Linked DNA regions of Homo sapiens: all the other regions are linked to region 2. A link is a loop called in an ENCODE intact Hi-C map of the cell type or tissue named here. Cell type or tissue: MCF 10A. All regions are shown on one strand.

What was found. Hi-C counts contacts between places; a loop is a spot of excess contacts. Peaks named below come from ENCODE experiments on the same cell type or tissue, not always from the same donor. Only the 100,000 strongest peaks of a DNase experiment are listed, where the experiment ranks them.
Region 1: it touches region 2 in a loop (8-fold over the local background); 10 of 110 quality-filtered maps call a loop at or near these places.
Region 3: a loop joins it to region 2, with 11 times the contacts of the local background. A loop is called at or near these places in 14 of 110 quality-filtered maps.

What each region holds. Positions count from the first base shown.
Region 1 is chr1:212,777,747-212,785,746 of GRCh38, reverse strand. It overlaps NSL1 (NSL1 component of MIS12 kinetochore complex), which reads left to right. Exons shown (of 6, transcript NM_015471.4): 3 at 1,254-1,384; 4 at 3,321-3,375. Among named protein-coding and RNA genes, the nearest start is that of NSL1, 10 kb to the left of the region's middle. In MCF 10A, CTCF peaks have their summits at 2,913 and 3,123 (motif pointing right); a DNase peak (open chromatin) is centred at 3,126.
Region 2 is chr1:212,067,461-212,075,460 of GRCh38, reverse strand. DTL (denticleless E3 ubiquitin protein ligase adapter) reads right to left here. Exons shown (of 15, transcript NM_016448.4): 9 at 7,134-7,237; 10 at 6,758-6,862; 11 at 3,248-3,360. Among named protein-coding and RNA genes, the nearest start is that of MIR3122, 6.2 kb to the left of the region's middle. In MCF 10A, a CTCF peak has its summit at 4,534 (motif pointing left); a DNase peak (open chromatin) is centred at 4,550.
Region 3 is chr1:211,677,830-211,685,829 of GRCh38, reverse strand. It overlaps NEK2-DT (NEK2 divergent transcript), which reads right to left. Exons shown (of 4, transcript NR_148994.1): 3 at 24-264. Among named protein-coding and RNA genes, the nearest start is that of NEK2-DT, 6.1 kb to the right of the region's middle. In MCF 10A, a CTCF peak has its summit at 4,932 (motif pointing left); a DNase peak (open chromatin) is centred at 4,899.

The DNA.
Region 1 (8,000 bases), 710 kb before region 2:
CTTTAGTATTTGTAACTACTTAGTATTTTTACTCTTTAAAATGATTTTCAAAATAAAGTTAGATGGATCACCTACATTCCTTTCATCTAGGGTGCTTCATTTCTGGGCCCCATCTCAGACTTACTGAATCAAAATTCTGTACTCCTGAAAACCAAACACCGCATGTTCTCACTCATAGGTGGGAATTGAACAATGGGAACACTTGGAAACAGGTTGGGGAACATCACACACTGGAGCCTGTTGTGGGGTCGGGGGAGTGGGGAGGGATAGCATTAGGAGATATATCTAATGTAAATGACGAGTTAATGGGTGCAGCACACCGACATGGCACATGTATACATATGTAACACACCTGCACATTGTGTACATGTACCCTAGAACTTAAAGTATTAAAAAAAAAATCTGTACTCCTAACATACTCGTTAGGTGATTCTTCTAACATTTGAGAATCACTGTTTTAAAACATGAAAAAGCATATGATAAAGTAGAGTTAGCTAAATGAAAGAAACTCTAAACTCACTGTATCTTTCAGTTTTTCCTACCATCAATCCAGTTGAGTCCTATTTCAGATCTAGTTACTCCACTCACTGCTACTGTCATAGCTTTGGGTCAGTTCATAATAAGTCAAAACTTCTTAGCATCCCTGATATTAAATACCCTTTACAGCCTGGTTCTTATATATTTTATCATCCATTTCTCCTTTACTTTATTCTGTAGCCATTTAGAACTTTTCTCAGGTCTCCAAAGACTAGGATCTTGCAAATACTGTTTCCACTGCCTAAAATGCTTCTCCCTATTCCTTTTTTCCCGTACCACTTTTTATCCATTGGACTTATACTTCTATTTCAAGCTCAAATGTTACTTCTTTAAAGTCTTATATTTCACAGTCAGTCAGTTTTCCATTGTTCTGTGTCCTGATGGCATTTTGCTCATACCTCTATTGCACTTATCAGGTTGCCTTGCAATTGTCTGTTTCTTTCAGCAAACTGTGAACTCTTAGAGAGTAGGAATCATGTTGTGCTCATCTTTGTATTTCTCTTGTTTAGGCCTGGCTTCTTATAGATGCTCAATAATTGATTGTTCAATGCGTAAATAAATTAATCACCAAAGTGGGGGCATTCATTAACTTGCCATATTTGTTTTCCTTCATTATTTTGTGTTTTCTAAATTTAGTTTATAGCACATTTCCATACAGAATGTAAACAATGAGTTTTAGGGAACTTTTTATATATACATTTTTTTTTCTCAAATAGATTCTGACATCAAAGTACTTGAAGATCAGTTTGATGAAATCATAGTAGATATAGCCACAAAACGTAAGCAGTATCCCAGAAAGATCCTGGAATGTGTCATCAAAACCATAAAAGCAAAACAAGAAATTCTGGTAAGATGATTTGCCTTTAAAATGTTATAGTATATTTTACCACAATAAAAACATTAAAATATAAGGCTCTACGTGGAGATAAGTGACATTTTGTTGTCTTTTTCTTTCCTGCCTCAATTAGTATTGTTTGTCTCTTGTAAGACTTTACTCTTCTAAGTTGTACTATGACATAGTATAGTCATACTATACTGTGTTTTGAACACACTGGTTCAAAAATGAAAAAAATGAAAGTTATAGTGAGTGGTTAAAATTGAAATTGGTGATGGAAGACTGACAATGACTTTATGATTCTGAGACAAGGATGGAAAAAGAAGCTTTTCTTTTAACACTTTTCTTTCTGTTTGTTGTTTTTTTTTGGCATATATTTGTATGTTTGTATATTTTGGAAGACCATTTAGTTAAATTGATGATGAAGATTGTTTTAGTACCTGTTCATAACACTGAAATTTGCTTTATGAATTGGGTGTAATTTGTTTTGCTGCAAAAATCATGAACATCTGGGTGACAAGACCAGGAATTCAGCTCCTTCAGCACGAGCTTTTTAGACAAGCAGAGCCGTAGACTTCCTTCTTATAATTACTATAGATATCAATGACCAACCATATCACACCCTCATCTTTTCAGATTTATTAGGACTAGAATAAATAAAAAATAGGAAATCCACAAGAAAATTGGACCCAAATCTTCCCTTGGTGGGGAGGGGAGGTTTGCTGGGAATAGCATTGTCCCTCCAGTGAGGTACATGTTGTGTTTAGATTGTGCTATACTATTGCCTTTAGTTTTTGAAATTAGTACATAAATGTTCACATATAAATCTTCTAGTTGCCTCAGTTTCAGGATTGTTTCAGGTCATTATATGCCCGGCTTAATATTGTATCTAAAACATTTTAGTTATTCTGTGAAAAACAGTATTCATGAGCAGAATTTTTAATTTTCTTTATAGCAGTTCTCAAATACCGCATTCCATCACTTCCCCCACCCCTCCCACTTGAAAGTTTTTTTCAGGAAAAACATTGAAAGTGTATTTTTCAGTGTTGCCCTTGTTACTGCCCCACTACCCCTAAACCCCCAAAACTAGTAATCAATATTGCAGAAAAGAAAGATGGCTGGCCTAGGTGAGGTACTGCTGTGGTAGTTTAAAAAGTAATGCAAAATAGATAAGGTGAGGATACCAAAGACCTTTTCAAAATTTTTTCCTGCCCTGCCCTGCCCTGCGTCTTTCCTCCCTTCTTCCCTCCTTGTTGCTCAGACTGGTCTCAGACTCCTGAGCAAAAGACATTCTCCTGCCTGGGCCTCCCAAAGTGCTGCAATTACAAGTGTGAGTCACCACAGCTGGCTGAAGACCTTTTTTTCTTCTTGTTTTCTTTCTTTTAACCTTTTTGGCTTCTGCTGGCTTTGGGCAAGAATAAGGAAGAGCAATTTCCTCTTTCTTTTTGCCTGCATTGTAGATTCTGTGCCAGTAATTCTGCTACTATAATTTCAGTGTGTCGCAGGATATATAGGCTTAGTGTGGTGGTAATGTAGCCTCGCCACCTTTTAGAACTGAGTTTTCATGGAAATATGCATTTTGAGTTCTAAACACTTGTCCTGAATGAACTTTTGAAACACAGTCCCTTCATAATTGGAGACTACCCTGTACTTTAAACATAAAATTCAGTTTCTATGCTTTTAATTTGCTTGATTGCTTTTTCTGATTATACTTTTTTATGGTGCCACTTCTTAGTATATGCAGCAGGTGGCAGTACTGTAAAAGACATAATTCAGACTTAGTTTGGTTTTACCTTCTCACCTCCTCTTCCCTACAGACAGTAGGATTTAATTTTTTTTCCTCAAAAGAATGGTACTGACTCTATAGTATATCTCCCATATTAGCTGAAAGAGATGTTTATATGAAGCATTAAGTGATTAAATCTGTTTTAATTTATGTTATGTTTAGAAGCAGTACCACCCTGTTGTACATCCACTGGACCTAAAATATGACCCTGATCCAGGTGAGTCAGTATCCATTTGTGGTAAAAATGAAGCATCTGCTTATAATTTTTATGGGTTTCTGATATTCTTCTAAAAGGGTCAGCATCAAGGATATTCTCCCTTTGATGCTTTAACTTCCTACCAGTCATTCATGTTTAGCATTTCATCTAGAATTAAGAGGACTAGCTTTACACCCATTGACTCAGAATTCCAGGGGTGTTACCCCGGAATCTGAGCTTTTATAAAGTTCTTGCCTGACCCAGACTATTATAACACATACCCATCTCTAACTTCTAATACCCTCCTATCTCTGTCATTGTACTATCTATTCTTTGCATTACAGCCAAAGCTATACTATTAAAGCATTCTCTCATAGTGTCACACCTGGTGCAGTAACCATCATTGGTTTCTCATTATTTCTAAAATCAAATAAAAATATATTGAATTTAAGAAGAAATAAGTATACTCATTATGCCTTTGAACTCAGTTTTGTTTCCATTTATATGTATCCCATACAACAGGGAGAAATAAACTTGACACAAACAAATTTATGTAAATCCAGCAGCAGAACTAGCATTGCTAAAAATGTGGATTATGTATATTTTCAAATGACTGTATTCTCACATTTAAAAATTTATAACAGTTTTTCTAAGAGTCCTTTTGGAATTTCCTTTTGGCACTTAAAATGACATTTCTAAACTGTTAGGATAAAACAGTTAAATCCCGGATTTATTTATATGGGATATTTATACTTAAAGCTTTGAGTACTTTGTTGAATTCTGAACTACTCTTTAATATGTTCCTCCACCTTCCCCAAATATCCTAAGCTAATGGGATAAACTGAGAGGGGGGGAAGTATAAGCATAAAGCTACTCTGAAGTTGACTAAAATCACATCACTTATTGTGTTTGACATTAAAAATTGACCTAGGACCTAACACTCCTCAGTTTTCATGGTTCACTAAAAAGGGGTAGTTGCCAATATGCAGTGGTTGACATATACTTGTTTTGGTTTTGAATAACAAAAAAACAGTAATTGAAACTTGTGGTATTATGATATACTCAAGTATTACTTTTTAGATACAGTTAATTTCCCTCTAAAGAAACTTGGTTACCGTTTTATCGTAGGGAAAACACACTTAGTTAATGACCCTTTGAAATGTGATTTTACTTTCACTGTTCTGATTATGTAGTATTAGTGGAAGAATCTTCTGTATCATATGATTCAGACTTCAAAAGTAAGCAAAAGAATTAGAATCTGTCTTTTGGATAAATTTTGAGTTTTTTCATTATGCATTTTCATAATGTTAACAAGCTTAGAATAGCATCAGTTCCTTAAGGAGAGCAAAATTAGCCTACAGTTATTAGCTTTATATCTTTGGCCAAGTCACCTGACTTCTTCAAGCATCAGTTTCATTATTAGTAAAATGACGAATTCTGGATTTGCCGCCTGATGCTTTAGGCGTGAATTCCAGCTCTGCACTAAATATTACAGAATGTCTTGCCTACTTATCTAGGTGGTAGTATAACCAAGCCACATAAGGGGCTGTATAAACTATATAACCAAAACAATACATGACTAGTAGTTTATAAGGATATATTGTATAATAATAACCCTATTATAAATTGCATCCCATTTATAATAGTATACATTATAGTATTGTATACCTTATAATCTACCGAACTGGTAGAATCATATGAAACTGATTAAAATGGCTTAGTAAGAAAGTGGAAAGCATAAATTTCTATGGGCCTTAAAAGTCTGAATCAGCAGCATAGGAAAACTTTTGTGGGAACCTCTTGAAAGTTTTTTTTCCTTTATTGTAATATTAAGTGATATAAAATGTCTTTGAAAACTGACACTTTTTTTTTTTTCCTTTTTTTTTTTTTTTATTGATCATTCTTGGGTGTTTCTCACAGAGGGGGATTTGGCAGGGTCATAGGACAATAGTGGAGGGAAGGTCAGCAGATAAACAAGTGAACAAAGGTCTCTGGTTTTCCTAGGCAGAGGACCCTGCGGCCTTCCGCAGTGTTTGTGTCCCTGGGTACTTGAGATTAGGGAGTGGTGATGACTCTCAACGAGCACGCTGCCTTCAAGCATCTGTTTAACAAAGCACATCTTGCACCACCCTTAATCCATTTAACCCTGAGTGGACACAGCACATGTTTCAGAGAGCACAGGGTTGGGGGTAAGGTCACAGATCAACAGGATCCCAAGGCCGAAGAATTTTTCTTAGTACAGAACAAAATGAAAAGTTTCCCATGTCTACTTCTTTCTACACAGACACGGCAACCATCCGATTTCTCAATCTTTTCCCCACCTTTCCCCCCTTTCTATTCCACAAAACCGCCATTGTCATCATGGCCCGTTCTCAATGAGCTGTTGGGTACACCTCCCAGACGGGGTGGCGGCCGGGCAGAGGGGCTCCTCACTTCCCAGTAGGGGCGGCCGGGCAGAGGCGCCCCTCACCTCCCGGACTGGGTGGCTGTTCGGGCGGGGGGCTGACCCCCCCACCTCCCTCCCGGACGGGGCGGCTGGTCGGGCGGGGGGCTGACCCCCCCACCTCCCTCCCGGACGGGGCGGCTGGCCGGGCGGGGGGCTGACCCCCCCACCTCCCTCCCGGACGGGGCGGCTGGCTGGGCGGGGGGCTGACCCCCCCACCTCCCTCCCGGATGGGGCGGCTGGCCGGGCAGTGGGGCTCCTCACTTCCCAGTAGGGGCGGCCAGGCAGAGGCGCCCCTCACCTCCCAGATGGGGCAGCTGACCGGGCGGGGGGCTGACCCCCCCACCTCCCTCCCGGACGGGGTGGCTGGCCGGGTGGGGGGCTGACACCCCCACCTCCCTCCCGGACGGGGCGGCTGGCTGGGCGGGGGGCTGACCCCCCCACCTCCCTCCCGGACGGGGCGGCTGGCCGTGCAGAGGGGCTCCTCACTTCCCAGTAGGGGCGGCCGGGCAGAGGCGCCCCTCACCTCCCGGACGGGGCGGCTGGCCGGGCGGGGGGCTGACCCCCCCACCTCCCTCTGAGATGGGGCGGCTGGCCGGGAGGGGGGCTGACCCCCCCACCTCCCTCCCGGACGGGGCGGCTGGCTGGGCGGGGGGCTGACCCCCACCTCCCTCCGAGACGGGGCGGCTGGCCGGGAGGGGGGCTGACCCCACCCCCCACCTCCCTCCCAGACGGGGCGGCTGGCCGGGCGGAGACGCTCCTCACTTCCCAGACGGTGTGGTTGCCGGGCGGAGGGGCTCCTCATTTCTCAGATGGGGCGGTTGCCAGGCGGAGGGTCTCCTCACTTCTCAGACGGGGCGGCCGGGCAGAGACGCTCCTCACTTCCTAGATGGGGTCGTGGCCGGGCAGAGGCGCTCCCCACATCTCAGACGATGGGCGGCCGGGCAGAGACGCTCCTCACTTCCTAGATGGGATGGCGGCCGGGAAGAGGCGCTCCTCACTTCCTAGATGGGATGGCGGCTGGGCAGAGACGCTCCTCACTTTCCAGACTGGGCAGCCGGGCAGAGGGGCTCCTCACATCCCAGACGATAGGCGGCCAGGCAGAGACGCTCCTCACTTCCCAGACGGGGTGGCGGCCGGGCAGAGGCTGCAATCTCGGCACTTTGGGAGGCCAAGGCAGGCTGCTGGGAGGTGGAGGTTGTAGCGAGCCGAGATCACGCCACTGCACTCCAGCCTGGGCACCATTGAGCACTGAGTGAACGAGACTCCGTCTGCAATCCCGGCACCTCGGGAGGCCGAGGCTGGCAGATCACTCGCGGTTAGGAGCTGGAGACCAGCCCGGCCAACACAGTGAAACCCCGTCTCCACCAAAAAAATACGAAAACCAGTCAGGCGTGGCGGCGCGCGCCTGCAATCGCAGGCACTCAGCAGGCTGAGGCAGGAGAATCAGGCAGGGAGGTTGCAGTGAGCCGAGATGGCAGCAGTACAGTCCAGCTTCGGCTCGGCATCAGAGGGAGACCGTGGGGAGAGGGGAGAGAGAGGAGAGAGGAGAGAGCGAAAACTGACGCTTTTAAAGAGGGTTGTCTGTTTTTCAAAACTAGGCAGTGTGTATAACATTGATTCAACTTAGTTACATTATGAACTTTGGGGGATACAAAGATAAAGCAGACAGATTCTCCCCATAAAGAGCTTATGTCTGAGTAGGAGAAATAAAAGATGAACATAAAACAGGATTCTTTCATGCCCCCTAACTGGTTCCTTTGCCACCTTTCCCTGTTTGAGTAAGTGGCATCTATGCCTACATGTTGCTTTAGCTGAAGTTAACCTTGATTCCTTCTTCTGTCAAGCTCCTCATACCCAGTCCATCAATAAGTCCCATAAATTGTTCTTAATATAATCTCACATTCGTTGACTTCTCTTCATTTTGTTATTGTCATCTCTATTCTAGGTTACCATCACTCTAGCCAGGATTTCTACAAATGCTCTCTTAGAAGGTCTTCTTGTTTCACTCTTGCTCTCTTCCATTTCATTCTGCATACATAGGGCAGTGTGATTATTTTATTCTTCGAAATATTTCACATATTTGAAAGAAATATAGAAAATAAAGAATGCAACATAATGAACATCTCTGTTCCCACCACCCATATTTAAGTGTTAATCACATTTTGTCATACTTGTTTCAGACCTTTTTAGGAACTAAAAT
Region 2 (8,000 bases):
TTTTAAAGCTTCCTTTCCCTTTTAAGTAGGAAGGCGACTATTAAGTCTAAGAGACATTTATATCCATGCATTTTGGAGATGCTCAGACACAGAAGACTGTCCTCTCTTACATATTCTACTTTTTGTAAAATAAAGACTTTAATTCAAGGCACAAGGAATCCCAAAGTTAAATCTCCTAGAACTAAGAAGGTACCTCTAGAAGTAAGTGGCTCTAACTTACAGATGTCATAAAGTTATTTTGTGTACTGAAACATACAAAGAATATCAGCACTTTTCCTCACAAAATCTCTTCTCTGCCCAGTTGGAAACCAAGTCTAATCTTTATTTCTGCCATGAGATCATTTACACTTCCTAAAGTGTCAGGCTCAACGTTTCACCAGTCAGTGGTAGAATGACTATGCCAAATCAGTTTATTTATAACCACTTCGATGCTATTCAGTGGCTATATCAGAAACAAACCAGAGAAAAGAGGATGGGGTGGGGGTGAGACAATAGTTAGGAAATTAAAAAGAAAAGGTATAATATTAAATCTTTTTAAGTCTTGGGCCTCAATATCAGCCCGAATATATTATATTTCCTCTTTGCTGGGCAGTAGTGAGGATTAAGAGGCCATTCTCTTCTGTCTTAAGATACAAAACTCCCTTCTATTTTGTTTTCTTGTGCCCATGGGCTTTTGGCTTTTTAGCATAGAAAAAATTCTAATACTTAAGAGAATTCTGACTTTTTGAACACGTAGAAGAGCAATCTAACAGCCTGGATACTCAGCTTGAATGGAATTGCTCTTAAAATACCACTCCTCCTTTTTTTAATCATGGAAAAGAGAAACTGAGCCACCTCACTAGGCAAATTCAAATTTAGGAGGTGCAAGCTTGCCAGGATCTCAAATATCAGAGCCTGTACACCGAGTTATGTGTGGACAGGCAGAAGAACATCACGTCTGAACCACGTCATTCAACACTGACATGTGACCCAGCCTAGGAATTAAAAAAGGGTAACCCTTGTATGTGGTAGACACTGATTGGTTGTCTGAAAATGGCTTAGAAACAATGGCCAACTATATTTAGTGTATATCTTTAAAGGCAAGTATTCCCACAACCTTCATTCCCTGAAACAAAATCTTAAAAAGGCCTTTGCACTAGAGAAGAGGAAGGAACTTTAACAATTGTCAAGAAAACTTTACACAAGATACACATAATATATAATTATACACATAATTATGTATATATATAATTTAAAAATTTATTAAGAATTTAAAAACTATCAAGAAACTATACAACACACATGTAATTGTATACATAATTATGTACATATAATTAAAACTTAATAATTTAACAAGAATGATCAATACATAAGTATTTTTTGAATTATTCTTATATGCTTTTTGTGATGTTGGAAAAAAAAATTTTTTTTTTAACAAGAAACAAACCTTAAAAGATACAGACCTGTGGTAGGAATAAAATCCTCTAGTTAAGTTGGGAGCCAAAGTGGAGAAGGAAACATAGGCAAGACAGTGAGCAAAGAAGAAAGGAAAAAGGTAGCAAAATAAGCATTAAGACCAAATTTGAAACTGAAAATTTTAAATATAAGACAGAGCATTAGTGCCAGCGACATAACATTGTTAAACTTAAAATCTCAAGTAAGAAGAATATTATAAAGAGGAAACTCCATCTTGTGATGGAGTCAAGTATATACTTTATAGGCATTTAAAAATATAACAAAAGAAAGAAATATGCTTGTAGAAAAAGGCAGGCCCAACATAGAAGCATCTTGGATAGAGCAATATTTCCACCCTGTGACTATTTAGGATATTGTTAGTAAAATTTTAATAAAGTAGTGTTGCATTTTCACAACTCCAGTTATATAGAAATCACTTTTCTTTTGTACTTCCCTCAGGATTGGAAGAAATTAAGCTGAAGAATTATGCTTCATACTAAACAGGTTTTACCCCTGTCCTAAAAAAAATTAGCAATATTACTTTCTAGAGCTTGGCAGGATAAAAAATGATATAACTTTCTCTTGAGAAGGGATTTGATACTATCGGAACTATGGGATCTATGAAGTTTTAGACATTATGACTTTAAAACCCAAAATATGTGAACTCTAATCATTCAATTCACCAATGTCAAAGACATTTATGAAGTTACAGGGAAATCTAGAAGATAATTAATTCTTAGTCATGGGTAAACAATGCCTTAATGATCATTCTCTGAATTCCCAGAACATTTCCATAATTAATTATTCCTTCAAGAGACATTTTTCAGTAATAAGCAAGTGCTACCTGTTGTCTAACATTTTTATTTTCTCCACTGGACTTCAAATGGACAGCTTTAAATTTCTTAGCTTACAGTAGACACTTTAGAACTACTGTTATTAAAAAAGTTATTTAAAAGATTATTGGCCAGGCATGGTGGCTCATGCCTGTAATCCCAGCACTTTGGGAGGCCAAGTTGGGCGGATCACGAGGTCAGGAGATCGAGACCATCCTGGCTAACATGGTGAAACCCCGTCTCTACTAAAAATACAAAAGAAATTAGCCGGGCGTGGTGGCAGGCACCTGTAGTCCCAGTTATTCGGGAGGCTGAGGCAGGAGAATGGCGTGAACCTGGGAGGCGGAGCTTGCAGTGAGCCAAGATCGTGCCACTGCACTCCAGCCTGTGCGACAGAGTGAGACTCCATCTCAATAAAAAAAAAAAAAAAAAAGATTAGTAAATAATGCTATTAAATATATAAAAATCTGATAAAGCAGCCATATCTACTTTAGTGGCCTGAAGATCAGCTACTTGTAAGGAGAGAATAAAGAATAAATTAATCATAAAAATATTTTTGAGTTTCTGTTTTGTGCAAGGCTCCATGGGTGATTCAAGCACAGGATCCTAGGGATCAAAATACTGTATTCTGAACGAGAGTTTGAAAACATAGGGCAGAAAGTCAGTATAGCATGTTTTCCAGGATGCAGGACAAAGTAGTTAAGGTTCTTATCACCCTCTGAATTCTCAATTTCCTAATAATTTTTGAAACAGAGGATACAAATTGTCAATTTCTGACAAGCTATGGCCCTGAAAGTGTCATACATTCTGTAGTAGAGTAAGGTTTCAGCTATATTAAGAGCCAAGAGCAACCTTTACTAAATATCTGATGCAGGAATAGTATAGCACGTGGTTACATTAAACTTATCTCATATTGGACAGAACAAATATTTGCAAGAATACTTCAGTCTAACACTTGTGGGTGAAGTTTAGCAACTTACCTTCCATATGTAGGCAGCTTCATCACTTGAGCCACTGACTAAAAACTGGTCATCTGGACTAAGGCTGGATTTTACATAAAAGGTAGAGTTCTGGTGTCCATTGAAAATAGCCACTGCCAGAGGAAAAAAACCAAATTACTTGGCTCTTGTTATTTCTAGTGGTCAAATGGATATAGACAGCATATATATTCTAACAAGTTTTATCACTGTATTGCCTATTGAAGCAGATGATCTAGCTTTATCCATCAAATACAAGGGAACTAGACATTGGCAGAAAAACAAAACCCTAGAAGGAAGCTTTATATTAGATCCAATCTCATGAACTCAGTCTGAGTACTTGGTACGAAAATGGCAATATCAAGAGAAAAAAATTGGAGGGAAAACATTCCTTAAAAAAAGAATCCAGCCAATGTCCAACTTGCAGTAAAATGCCTTTATAAGACCCTCTCTCTCCAGCCCAGGGTAGGATTTTTTCCACTGCATAATATATTCATCTAATTTCCCCTTAGACTTCAGGCCTCTTGAGGATAAATTTTATATCTTACTTTTTCCTCACTAGACTTTATAGTGCTTTGAACAGAGTAGATCCTCAAACATTTGTTCCATGAAAAGGAAAAAAAAAATCAGTGAAAAGTATCATTTGAGTTCTGGTTAAAACTTACTAATAGCTTATGTGGGATGTGAGAATCATTTTAATCCAGCACTTTGAGTAGACTGAATGGTGGAAGAGCTAGTGGAGTAAACTGTTTATATGTAAGGCACTAGATTAGGTTTAGCCTTCTCACTCTCAATGGCAAAAGGGCAGGTAACCCAATCTAGCATATGTTCTTAACAGGTTCTTCTATCCTAAGAAGGTCAAAACCTGAGGCCTCTGACATCAGAACACTACTAGGAAATACAAGAGAAAAATCTCAATTATTGGAGAATTTAAGGATACCTTTAGGCAGGAAAAAACAATCACACTCCAGAGAGAAAAGTATTAGTAGGGGACTTAACAGCTTCCCATAAGTGCTCACAGGAATCTCTTCCATTTTCTAGAATAAAGCTGGAAAAGAACTTTGTATTTATAGCTTTAAAGGAAAAAGCTATGCAGGCATAGCAAATACTCCTCACATCAGACATTTTTACTGTGAAAGTGAGGCAGGATATGAATCAATTTGTATACACCTATTATCACTGCAAAATAAACAAGCTCCTTTATTCTGAACATTGTTCTAAAACTGTAATTTTTAATCTTCCTCAACTCTCAACTATGAATGGAAAACTCTAGCCTGAATTTCCCACTACACCTGTAAGTATTTATTGCCCTCTGCTGGTCTAAGAAAGGCTGGTATGATATGCACTGTAAATGTTTAAACCTTGCTAAAAATCCTCCTAAAATGTATGTTGGCTTTAATGAGCTCAATTTAATCTTGCTTTGGTGATCTGGGCTTTTCAAGTACTTCCAACCAAGTCATCCTTATGAACATATAAACACCATAATACAAAGCATGGTAGATCAAGTATCGAATCCAAGATCGATTCAGAAGTTTTGAAAAGGACAAGTAATTACAAGACGTTACACACACACACACACACAGTTGTCATTCAGTTTTTTTTTTTTGAGACAGGGTCTTACTCTGTCACCCAGGCTGGAGTGCAGTGGCAAGATCATGGCTCACTGAAGACTCAAACCTCCCAGGCTCAAACAATCCTCCTACCTCAGCCTTCCAAGTAGCAGGACTACAGGTGCATGCCACCACATCCAGCTAATTTTTTGCATCTTTTTGTCAAGATGAGGTTTCACCATGTTGCCCAGGCTGGTCTCGAACTCCTGGGCTCAAGTGATCTGCCAGCCTCGGCTTGGGTTTATAGGTGTGAGCCACCATGGCCAGCTGTCATTCAATTTTTAAGGAATAAATCGATCTATTAACCTATCTACCTATCTATCCATCTGCGCAAATGAAATTAAATAGAAGCATAGAAAAGGTTTACTAAATTATTAGCGAAGTGTTGGACAGCAGGACACTAAACTCAAGGACCTTTTCAGTGCCACACTGTAGCAAAAATTATATAGAAAGAGCTCTTGTACATCTGATAATATAATCAGGATCACGCTTTATCTTTCAAGGAAAGATGTTGAAAAGTCTATTTTATTTGACTAACTAAATTAGCAGCTCTCCAAGCTCAGATTCCATTAAGGAAAATAGCAAAAGAAACACCTCTTCCCTTTTCTAAATACTATTGCTCCTGTTTAGAGAAAACTAGACCCAGTGCAAAGTATCAGAAATGCAGACTATGATGCTGCCACCGATACTAAAGTCCTAATAAGATTGCTTGGGGTGATCTTTGGAAAATTCTGTAAGATCTCAGCTAAAATGACAAGTTCTGGGCCGGGCATGGTGGCTCACGCCTGTAATCCCAGCACTTTGGGAGGCTGAGGTGGGTGGATCATGAGGTCAGGAGTTCGAGACCAGCCTGACCAACAAGGTGAAACCCTGCCTTTACTAAAAATACAAAAATTAGCCAGGCATGGTGGCGGGCGCCTGTAATCCCAGCTACTTGGGAGGCTGAGGCAGGAGAATTGCTTGAACCCAGGAGGCGGAGGGTGCAGTGAGCCGAGATCGAACCACTGCACTCCAGCCTGGGCAACAGAGTGAAACTCCGTCTCAAAAAAAAAAAAAAATTTATATCTATATCTACATCTATCTATAAATAAAATAAAACAAGTTCTGTACTTGAGATTTCTTGTTTATCAGCACTTTTTACTTTAGTGGAAACTGGGTAACTCTGAGGATTGGTTATGGAATTCAAAGTGTTTTTGAAAGATCTATAGATGAGGAATAACCAGGCTACTAAGATGTTGCTTAAGAAATTGATGTTCTTAAAAATAATGTAACCCAAATAACTCTCTTAAAGCATGCCTGAGGCTGGTGATTTGGAAGAGGGAGGGGAGAGGATTAAAAAAAAGAGGAAAGCATGCTTGAGAAACTTGGGTTTTCTTTTTAAAACTATCATTTATTTATTAGTTTTAAGTATCAGATTCTATTTTTAAAGTTTTGAGGAAAAAAAAAAGGTGAGGCTGGGGAAAACATCTAGAAATAAAAGGGCCTCTAACATTAAGGAGAAGGCTGAGATAGGCTGAAACTATTTTGGGGGTATGAAAATTTCAGCCCCCTAATTTTAACCAGCAGCCCCTAAAGAGGAAAAAAGCTGAGCAGAAGCACTTTATCTACTCCACAGCTTATTAAATAAAAAATTGAGAGAATTCTAAATATAGGCCAAAGGGCATAATTTCAGGAGATACTCTCTATTAAAATAAAGTCACCATGTAAAGCACAATTCAGCTAACTTATGAAATCATCACAAGGAATGTACACTTATGAAATTATCACTGGATGTAATCAAAGATGCCAAAGTCCTCATATGGCTTAATAAGTTCAGTTTAGAAGAAAGCCCATTAAATTATCATTACCAAAAAAAGCCCATAATGCTTTCCTGGTAAGAGAATTTGAATGACTAATATCTTACCTGGAGAAGTCTTCAACCCAGTCATATTAAACATGTAGATGTTATCGTCTGTGCAATTAGCAAATAAAGTAGAGCCAGTGGAATCCAAAATCAGACTTGAATATCCTGGAAAAAGGAAACTTAAGTTAGCACGTCCTGATGATGGTGAGTAGATCTGAGGTTAAAATGTAGAGACAAAAATAGATCATTTCATAAGAATCATCATCAGAATTCTTTGTCCCCAAAATATACACAAACCAAAAACATTCTTCTGAGTTTTTATCTTTTGAACTTCACATATTAGAATTTTTCATATCAATGTTACTGGAAATTAGCCTTTTTTTTTTTTTTTAAACAAAAACTCTTATCTCCCCCAAAAGACCTATTAAAGGCTTACCAAGTTTTCGAGTGCTGCTACCTGGGTACAGGAAAGACTTGGATGCTATGGGTTCTTGTCGATAAGCAGTATAATTCTTACGTAAATCCCATACTTTGATTATCCTAAAAACCAAGGCAAATAAATATTTTGTAGACCTTCTTCCAACCCCAAACAACTTCAACTACACTAAATGTGAAATGACTTTTAATCTAACTCCTCTGGCACATTAACTAGGTACAGTAAGGATATTTCATTGGGAAACAAATTAAAGTATCTTATACTGTTGTCTCCAATATCAGGCTTATAATTCTGACAGAACGGAAACAGATGTGATTTGACCCAGTGATGGGTTACTGGAGTTTACTCTAAGAGAACGGAAAAGGAAGATGAAGGTTGAGTGCCGATAGTAATTGTTCCATTGTTTTTAGAAAATACACTTCCTAAGCCTTTAATATTCTGCATATATTTTTGATATCATAAGTAGCAAGTTCTGTCCCTGTGGTTATATCTCCATACATAACTCTTTAAATAATCTAAACAAATTGTTCTGTGAAATAAAGTATTTTTTCATTTCATCTATTGAGATAATTGTCTTAATCCTCTACTTCTAGTATAAAGGTAACTTGAAAACACAGACCTGCTATGAAATGACAGTATTCTTGGAAACAAACAGAGCAAGCTTTCACAGTCATTCACAAGCAGAACTAATAACCTTTAGATAATCCTTCATTCCTGCCTGAGAATTTGGTTCAGAGGGTTTTAGTGCCCAGAGGACACAATGGAAATCCTAGTTTGGTAAGCCATCATCTTTTAAATTAAAAATTTTAAGAGAAGGATGCCTTGAGAGATATAATAGGAAGGAAACTTAAAAAGAAAGAGTCTCCA
Region 3 (8,000 bases), 390 kb after region 2:
TAAGCACGTCAGACACTACATACCTTATTTCACTCACCCTTCATCGAAACCCTGTGAGGCAGGCATTATTTCCCCCATTTTACAGGGAGGTACTGGGTCTCAGCAGGGGTGTAGGCAACTGCCAGGGGTCTCACCCAGCTTGTAGGTATAGGGCTGGGTGTCAGCCTTCAGGTCCCCATGACTCAGGTCAGGAGCTCAGAGCCCCTGTGCCGCCACACAGCCCTTAGCGTGTTGCACTGTTGCAGTGGACAAGCTCTCCGGGATCTGGCAAGGATGGTGAAGTCTGGTCAGAGGCTAGATGCCAGGCCTCACAGCACAGCTATCACAACAGAACCTAAACTGGAAATTGGGTTTTTGCTGTTGTTTTTTTAAAAATCCCCTGCATCTTTGTTGTTGTTGTTGTTGTTTGAGACGGAGTCTCGCTCTGTCGCCCAGGCTGGAGTGCAGTGGTGCAATCTTGGCTCACTGCAACCTCTGCCCTCTGGGTTCAAGCGATTCTCCTGCCTAAGCCTCCCGAGTAGCTGGGACTACAGGTGCCCACCACCACACCTGGCTAATTTTTGTATTTTTAGTACAGACGGGGTTTCACCATATTGGTCAGGCTGGTCTTGAACTCCTGACCTTGTGATCTGCCCCCCTCAGCCTCCCAAAGTACCAGGATTACAGGTGTGAGCCACTGCGCCTGGCCAACATCTTAAACTAGGTAAGCCACATAAGCTAGCTTTCAAGATCTTGAATCTCGAGTAGATCCCAGCTGGTCTTCAGTTTTTATCTGCCACTCACCACCCTGAGTCAAATACTTAAGGTCTTTGTGCCTCAAGTTTCTCATTGGTAAATTCCTATGGGCTGTTGTGAAACAGAATAAGATGATGCTTACCCAGTGTCTGGCCTGAGAGCTCAGTAACCAGCTGTTCTAAGAACTAGAGGAACAGGCTGTAGCTTTAGGCTTTCCTTTCTGCCCTGGGATGTTCTCCCTGTCAAAAACAACAGCACTGAGACTGCTGTCCTGGTGGGTTCCACCGAAGGATTAACACTGAACAGCAACAAAAAAGGGTGCGGGCTCTTCCTCCTGGACCGAATGCACACTCGAGTTTGTTGCAAGTACCTGAGAGCTCATTGCCTGCCTTGGCTGTGGAATAGGCCCATGCCGGTGCTTATGTCTTTCTGTTCTATCCCCTGAAAGTCAAAACAAAAGTTTCTTGTCTTGAGGTAGGAGGTGGGACTCGACTCCAGAGGTGGGGCTTGGACACCAGACTAGATTGAGGACTAGCTAAAACAGAGCCGGGGTGAAAGCAGCTTTGAATCAGACATGCCCACCACTGAGACATGTCAATTTACTGTAGCCATGGCAACACCTGGGCATTACCACCCCTTTCCATGGTAATGACCCAATGACCCAAAAGTGCCTACCCCTCCCCTAGAAATCTCTGCATAAACTGCCCCTTAATCTGCATGCAGTTAAAAGTGGGCATAAATATGACTGCAAAACTGCCCTGAGCCGCTACTCCCTGCCTAAGTTAGCCCTCCTCCGCAGGAGCAGTCATGGAGTTGTAACACTGCTTCTTCAATAAAGCTTTCTTCTACCTCTGGCTTGCCCTTGAATTCTTTCCTGGGCAAAGCCAGGAACCCAGCAGGCTACGCTCCACTTTCGACCTTGCCTGCCCTGTATCACTGACTTCCTTCTGAACCCTCCTCACACTAAGCAGATGCTCAGCCACCTGTCGCCTTTTCCCCACTCCCTTAGCCCTTCCCAAGGTCTGGGCTGGGTTGCATTCAGATTGGTGTGATCACCACTTTCATGGTGGCACAGCTTGCTTGGGGAACTCACCGATGGCGGATAAGGGGAAGGCGTGAGTTGTGACATGTCCTATAAGGTACTATGTCATGAGCATGGAATATGAAATCAGCTGCAGGCTGATGCCATGTGGGTGGTGCCCTCCTATGTCGGGGTGGGAGGCCTCCTGGGCAGGATTCTTTTTCTCCTGGGGCACAGGAACAAGGTGCAAACAGGCAGGAGGGCAGGTCCCACAGCTGCTCTGGAAGGCTGACCAGGCTGTCCACACACACTCTATCAACCCCCCTCACTATCTTGTCCCACTGTAACTTCTGCTGGCTGGCTTCAGCCCCACTCAACTTGCAAATGCTCTTAGGGAGGTTGCTATACTCTCCAAATGACCAAACGAGTGTTTACAACTCTGCCCTTACCTTATTTGCTCTTTCTGCAACATCTGGCATCATGGACCACTTCTGCATTCTGGAAACCATTTCTTCTATGGGAACCTGTGTGACAATTTTTTCCATATTCTCTCCTACTCCCCTGGATGCTTCCCTTGGTCTCCTTCACTGAGTTTTCTTCCTCTGCTTGCACAGAATAACCTCCAGGGTTCCTTCCTTTCTCCCTTCCTGCTCTGCCACTCTTGGGGCATATTCATCTTCAAACGTGGCTTCTGTTATCACCTCCCAGCTCTCTGTCTCTGGCCTAGACCAATCTGTTGAGACCTTGTATCCAACTGCGTGTTGGCCAGCTAGCTCCTCATAGGCCTTTGGGGCTCAACATGAACTCAGTATCAGCTTTACCCAAGCTGCTCCTGCCCCAGCATTTCCTCCTGTGGTGAACTACGCTACCATCCATCTGGTCACTCAAGCCAGGAATTTCCCTCCGTTTACCTTATGTACAGTTGATCACCATGTCTCATCTAACCCACCTTCCAGGCATTTCTGGACTCCCCTCTTCATTCCCACAGCCATTGCCTCAGTTTAGCCAGTGTCATTTCCCCAGGGTTGCTGCGATAGCTTCCCACGCTGTATTCCTATGCCCTGCATTCACTCTTTACCAGAGAAGTCTTTCTACAGCACACATCTAGTAGTGCTCGTCTGCTCAAAGCTTCCACTGTGAGTCCATCACCTTCAGTAGACTTCCTCAACTCTTGGGTCTTCCTGCTCACCTGTCCATCCACCTGTCTTACAGGTAACGAACCACAGGTACCCTTTGGTCCACCAACCCAACCTGCAGCTCACAGCAGGCCTCCATGCTTTTACCCACAGTTTCCCTTCTCCTAATTCCAACTGCTCCTTTAGATGGGATTCAAGTGTCACCTCCCCAGGAACATTTGCCCTGACCCCCATGCCCTGCCATCTTTATCAGAATCTGGGTCCTCCTCTTTGCATTTTAGGCAAAGCTCTTTCAGAGCAATTATCATACTACATAGAGAGAGCTGATTTACACAGCAGTTCCAGTGAAGTTTTGGTGAGAGGGGATGGAATCACAACATTTAGAGCAGGAAGGGTTCAACAACTTCATTTTACAGAGCCCAGAGAAGGGATGTTGAAAAGCTAATGCAGACATAGCTACTTAACAAAAATTGTCATTCGGGGTCAGACCAATGACTAAACAGCCCAGTGTTCCAGTGAGGTGAAATGGATTCCCTCGGTCACATAACTCATTAAGACAGAACTAGGCCAGACACGGTGACTCACGCCTGTAATCCTAGCACTTTGGGAGGCCAAGGCAGGAGGATCACCTGAGGTCAGGAGTTCAAGATCAGTCTTGCCAACATGGTGAAACCCCACCTCTACTAAAAATACAAAAATTAGCCGGGCATGGTGGCGGGTAACTGTAATCCCAGCTACTCGGGAGACTGAAGCAGGAGGATTGCTTGAACCCAGAAGACGGAGGCTGCAGTGAGCCAAGATGGCACCCCTGCACTCCAGCCTGGGTGACAGAGTGAGCAAACAAACCAACAAACACACAAAGAAGACAGAACTAGAAGAGCCTGGGAACCTGGAGCTCAAGCTCACTGCTCCTACCATCACTGTGCTGCCCCCGATGGAAAAGGTAGGCGTGTCCTCTAAAACCTCCTAAGTCCCTTAGAAACACATTATGGTCCTGTGCAAGGTGGTTCAGGCTGCTATAATAAAATACTTTAGACTGGGTAATTTATGAATAACAGAAACTTATCGCTTGCAGTTCTGGAGGCTGGAAAGTCCAAGGTCAACGTGCCAGCAGATTCAGTGTCTGATGAGAGCCCGTTTCTCATAGATGGCATGCTCTATGTGTCCTCACATCATGGTAGGGCAAACACATGGCAAACAAACTCCCTGGGGCCTTTTGTATTAATATAAGGGCACTAATCACTCCCCCAGAGGCTCCACCTCTTAATACCATTACCTTGGGGGTTAGGTTTCAACATACGAATTTAGGGAGGTCACAAGCATTCAGACTCTAGCAGGCCTCACCGTCCATAATTAGTTTTAACATTTGTCTTATCACATTTAGGTGATGAATATTCTTAGAGATAACAAATATCCTGAATTTACAAGTAACAGGAAAAAACATGGAAAATTATGAATGTCTGTCTTTGTCTGAAAGTTTATCCTTATATTGAAAAGAAATGTTTTTCCCTAATTTGTACCCTTGGGTATAAATTCAAAACTATTGCCTTTTAAAATGTGATGGAGCTCTTAACTAAACACTGTTTGGTTTCAAAGATAACTTTCTTCTCATCATATCCTCCAGCTGCCTGCCATTTAGCTGAAGCTGTCTCTCAGTCTACATCTTGTCCTGTTTATCTCACGTGGTATGTGGCTGTTAAGAACAGTCTGCCTAACACCTCATTCTTTGTTCTAGAACGTGGTTATTTGTTGAGCATATAGTATGTCATGCATCTTTTTTTTAAAAGCATCTCTTAGCTTCTGATTGTTATAAACAAAGAATCTCTCCTTTTTTCTTTCTAGAAATCTTTTTTAATCACTCGAAAGAATTGCCATAATCCCTGACTTCAAATTGCTTCAAGTAATTGTGGAGATAAGACTTATACACAAATGTCTTGTCTGATTTTAAATTCTACACATGCAAATCTGGGGATTTCCTGTAGGGACAGGCGGAGTAGTGCTGCCGCGCAGGCGCCAGCTCCTCGTTTATTATGCAGTGATGTACAGCCCTCTAGTGGGTCTTTAATGCAACATAAAAAAACGAAGCTGAGGGCAATGAAATATGGCTTTGTTCATTCATCCATTCATTTGATGTACAAGTGCTGGGTTCCTGCTTTGTTCCAGGCACATTTTAGGTGCTGGGAATACTGCAGTAAATCAAACAAACAGCAACAAAATCAGATACATTAGTTACTGGAGACTAAGAAGATGGAGAGGAGAACAAATTTGGGATGAAGATCAGGAACTTGATTTTTGGCACATTAAGTCTGGGATGCTCATTAATCTTCAAGTAGCTTCTTTTAAACATTAATTAGGTGCCGGATGCAGTGGCTCACACCTGTAATCCCAGTACTTTGGGAGGCCGAGGCGGGTGGTTCACTTGAGGTCAGGAGTTTGAGACCAGCCTGGTCAATATGGTGAAACCCTGTCTCTACTAAAAATACAAAAATTAGCCAGGCATGGTGGCCTGCACCTATAGTGCCAACTACTCGGGAGGCTGAGGCAGGAGAATCTGTTGAACTCGCGAGGCGGAGGTTGCAGTGAGCCGAGATGGCGCCACTGCACTCCAGCCTGGGTGACAGAGTGAGACTCTATCACAAAAAAAAAAAAAAAAAAAGAAAAAGAAAATTAAAATTAAAATTAATCAGGCCAGGCGTGGTGGCTCACGCCTGAAATCTCAGCATTTTGGGAGGCTGAGAGGCTTGAGCCCGGGAGTTCAAGATAAGCCTAGGCAACTTAGTGAGACCTCATCCCTACAAAAAGTTAAAACAATTGGCTAGGCATGGTGATGTGCACCGGTGATCCCAGCTAACTCAGGAGGCTGAAGTGGGAGGATTGCTTTAAGCCCAGGAGGTTGAGACTGCAGTGAGCTGTGATCGTGCCACTGCACTCCAGCCTGGGCCATAGAGTGATACCCTGTCTCAAAAAATAATAATAATAGCAATCAGTGTCTCTATGGACATGTACAGAGTGCCTGTGGGAGAAAATGCAAGTGCAAATACTCTCTTATTTGAGATTTCACCAAATTTAAATGAAAACTGACAACATGAGCACAGTTAGCAAGAAAAGTGTGAAGACAGTGAATTAGACCATGGGTGTGGGGAGAGTGGTTATCGAGAAGTTCAAGGGTTGGCCCCACTCTTATAGAGTTGCTCATCTTCTTTCTCTGTTTAAATGGAATCATCTCAGTTCTTCGTTTGTTTTCTTCTTAATTCTTGCCACAATTTGTCACAGTGGAGTTTCTCTGTGTACTTAGGTTACATCCATCTCTTCCACCTACAGGACTATATGTCTGTCCTATTCACTGTGGTATCCTCAGCATCTGGCACCTGACTCAGCCTCTATTTATACTTGTTGGAGGATGAATTTTCCATTTAATAAGGCAGAGAAGATACATGCACATGAGAAGCTAGTAATATGGCCTAGTATAATTCTAAATGAGTAAAAACACAGTTGATTACTCTTAAGAGTAATTAGAAGATAGATCATAGTGGGTTGAAGTCAATCAGGAAAAATTTCAGAGAAGAAATTGGGCATGAGCTGAGACTTAAAGAATGGATGGAATATGAAGGAAAAAGGAAAGAAGTTATAGGGGAAAGGATGTTCCCTGTAACCTGTCCCTGTTTGACTCCCACATGCTTCTCATCTCCCAGTGTCTCTTTCTATTCTGGTGTCTAGTGGTCTCTGCTGGGCTGTCCTGCCCTCACTCATGATGCGGGCTAACTCTGGCCAACCTTTAGGGTTTGTCATGTGAGTGATTCCTATGCTACCCTTTTTTTTTTTCTTTTTTTTGAGACGGAGTCTTGCTCTGTCGCCCAGGCTGGAGTGCAGTGGCGCGATCTCGGCTCACTGCAAGCTCCGCCTCCCGGGTTCACGCCATTCTCCTGCCTCAGCCTCCCCAGTAACTGGGACTGCAGGCGCCTGCCACCACACCCAGCTAATTTTTTTGTATTTTTAGTAGAGGCTGGGTTTCACCATGTTAGCCAGGATGGTCTCGATCTCCTGACCTCATGATCCGCCCACCTTGGCCTCCCAAAGTGCTGGGATTACAGGCTTGAGCCACCGTGCCCGGACTTTTTTTTTTTTTTTTTTTTTTTTTTTTTTTTTGAGACAGGGTCTCGGTCTGTTGAGCAGGCTGGAGTGTGGTAGTGCAATCTTGGCTCACTGCAACCTCTGCCTCCCAAGTTCAAGCGATTCTCCTGCCTCAGCCACCCAAGTAGCTGGGACTACAGACGTGCCACCACACCCAGCTATTTTTGTATTTTTAGTAAAGGCAGGGTTTCACCATACTGGCCACACCCAGCTAATTTTTGTATTTTTAGTAGAGGCGGGGTTTCACCTTATTGGCCACGCTGGTCTTGAACTCCTGACCTCAGGTGATCCGCCTGCCTCGGCCTCCCAAAAGGCTGGGATTACAGGCATGAGACACCACACCCAGCCTCCTGTGCTACTCTTTATTATTGTCTTTGGGGCTCCACTGTCTTTTTTTAAATGAAAAGCCAGCATGTCAATACCTATCATACCTGGGCCATAGCAAGTGCTCAATAAATACTTGTTAAATGAGCATATGTGCGTAGGAGCCACATTCCATACTCTTGGGATGGCTCCTTTCCAGATATTTCGTCTCTGCCTAGAGCTGGGGCATTTGGCAATTGAGTACTTGAGGGCCCACTCAAAATCCTTGCATAATTATTAATAAGGGGCTTTCGCAGATTTTTATTTAACGAAGCTTTATTGCATGCCTTCTCTATTACAGGACTTATGCTGGCTATAAGCAGTTCGGAGTTCAGCTACTGTGAGAGCCATGTAAACAAATAATGATAAGTTTTGATTTATGTATAAAGTGGTCTATGAACACTGTAGATGGAGGATTGACTGTCCAAGTACGCCAGAGAGGCTTCTCAGATTACAGGAGAAAAAGTTGGAATTGAATCTTGAAGGACACGTTATGTCCTCTGGGCAGACATGACTGGAGTGGATAAGGGAGTGGGTTGGACAGTATTCTGGACAAATGCAATCACAGGTGCAAAGATGGTGGTGGTGGTGAGGAACTGAGAAAGTGTGCGTTT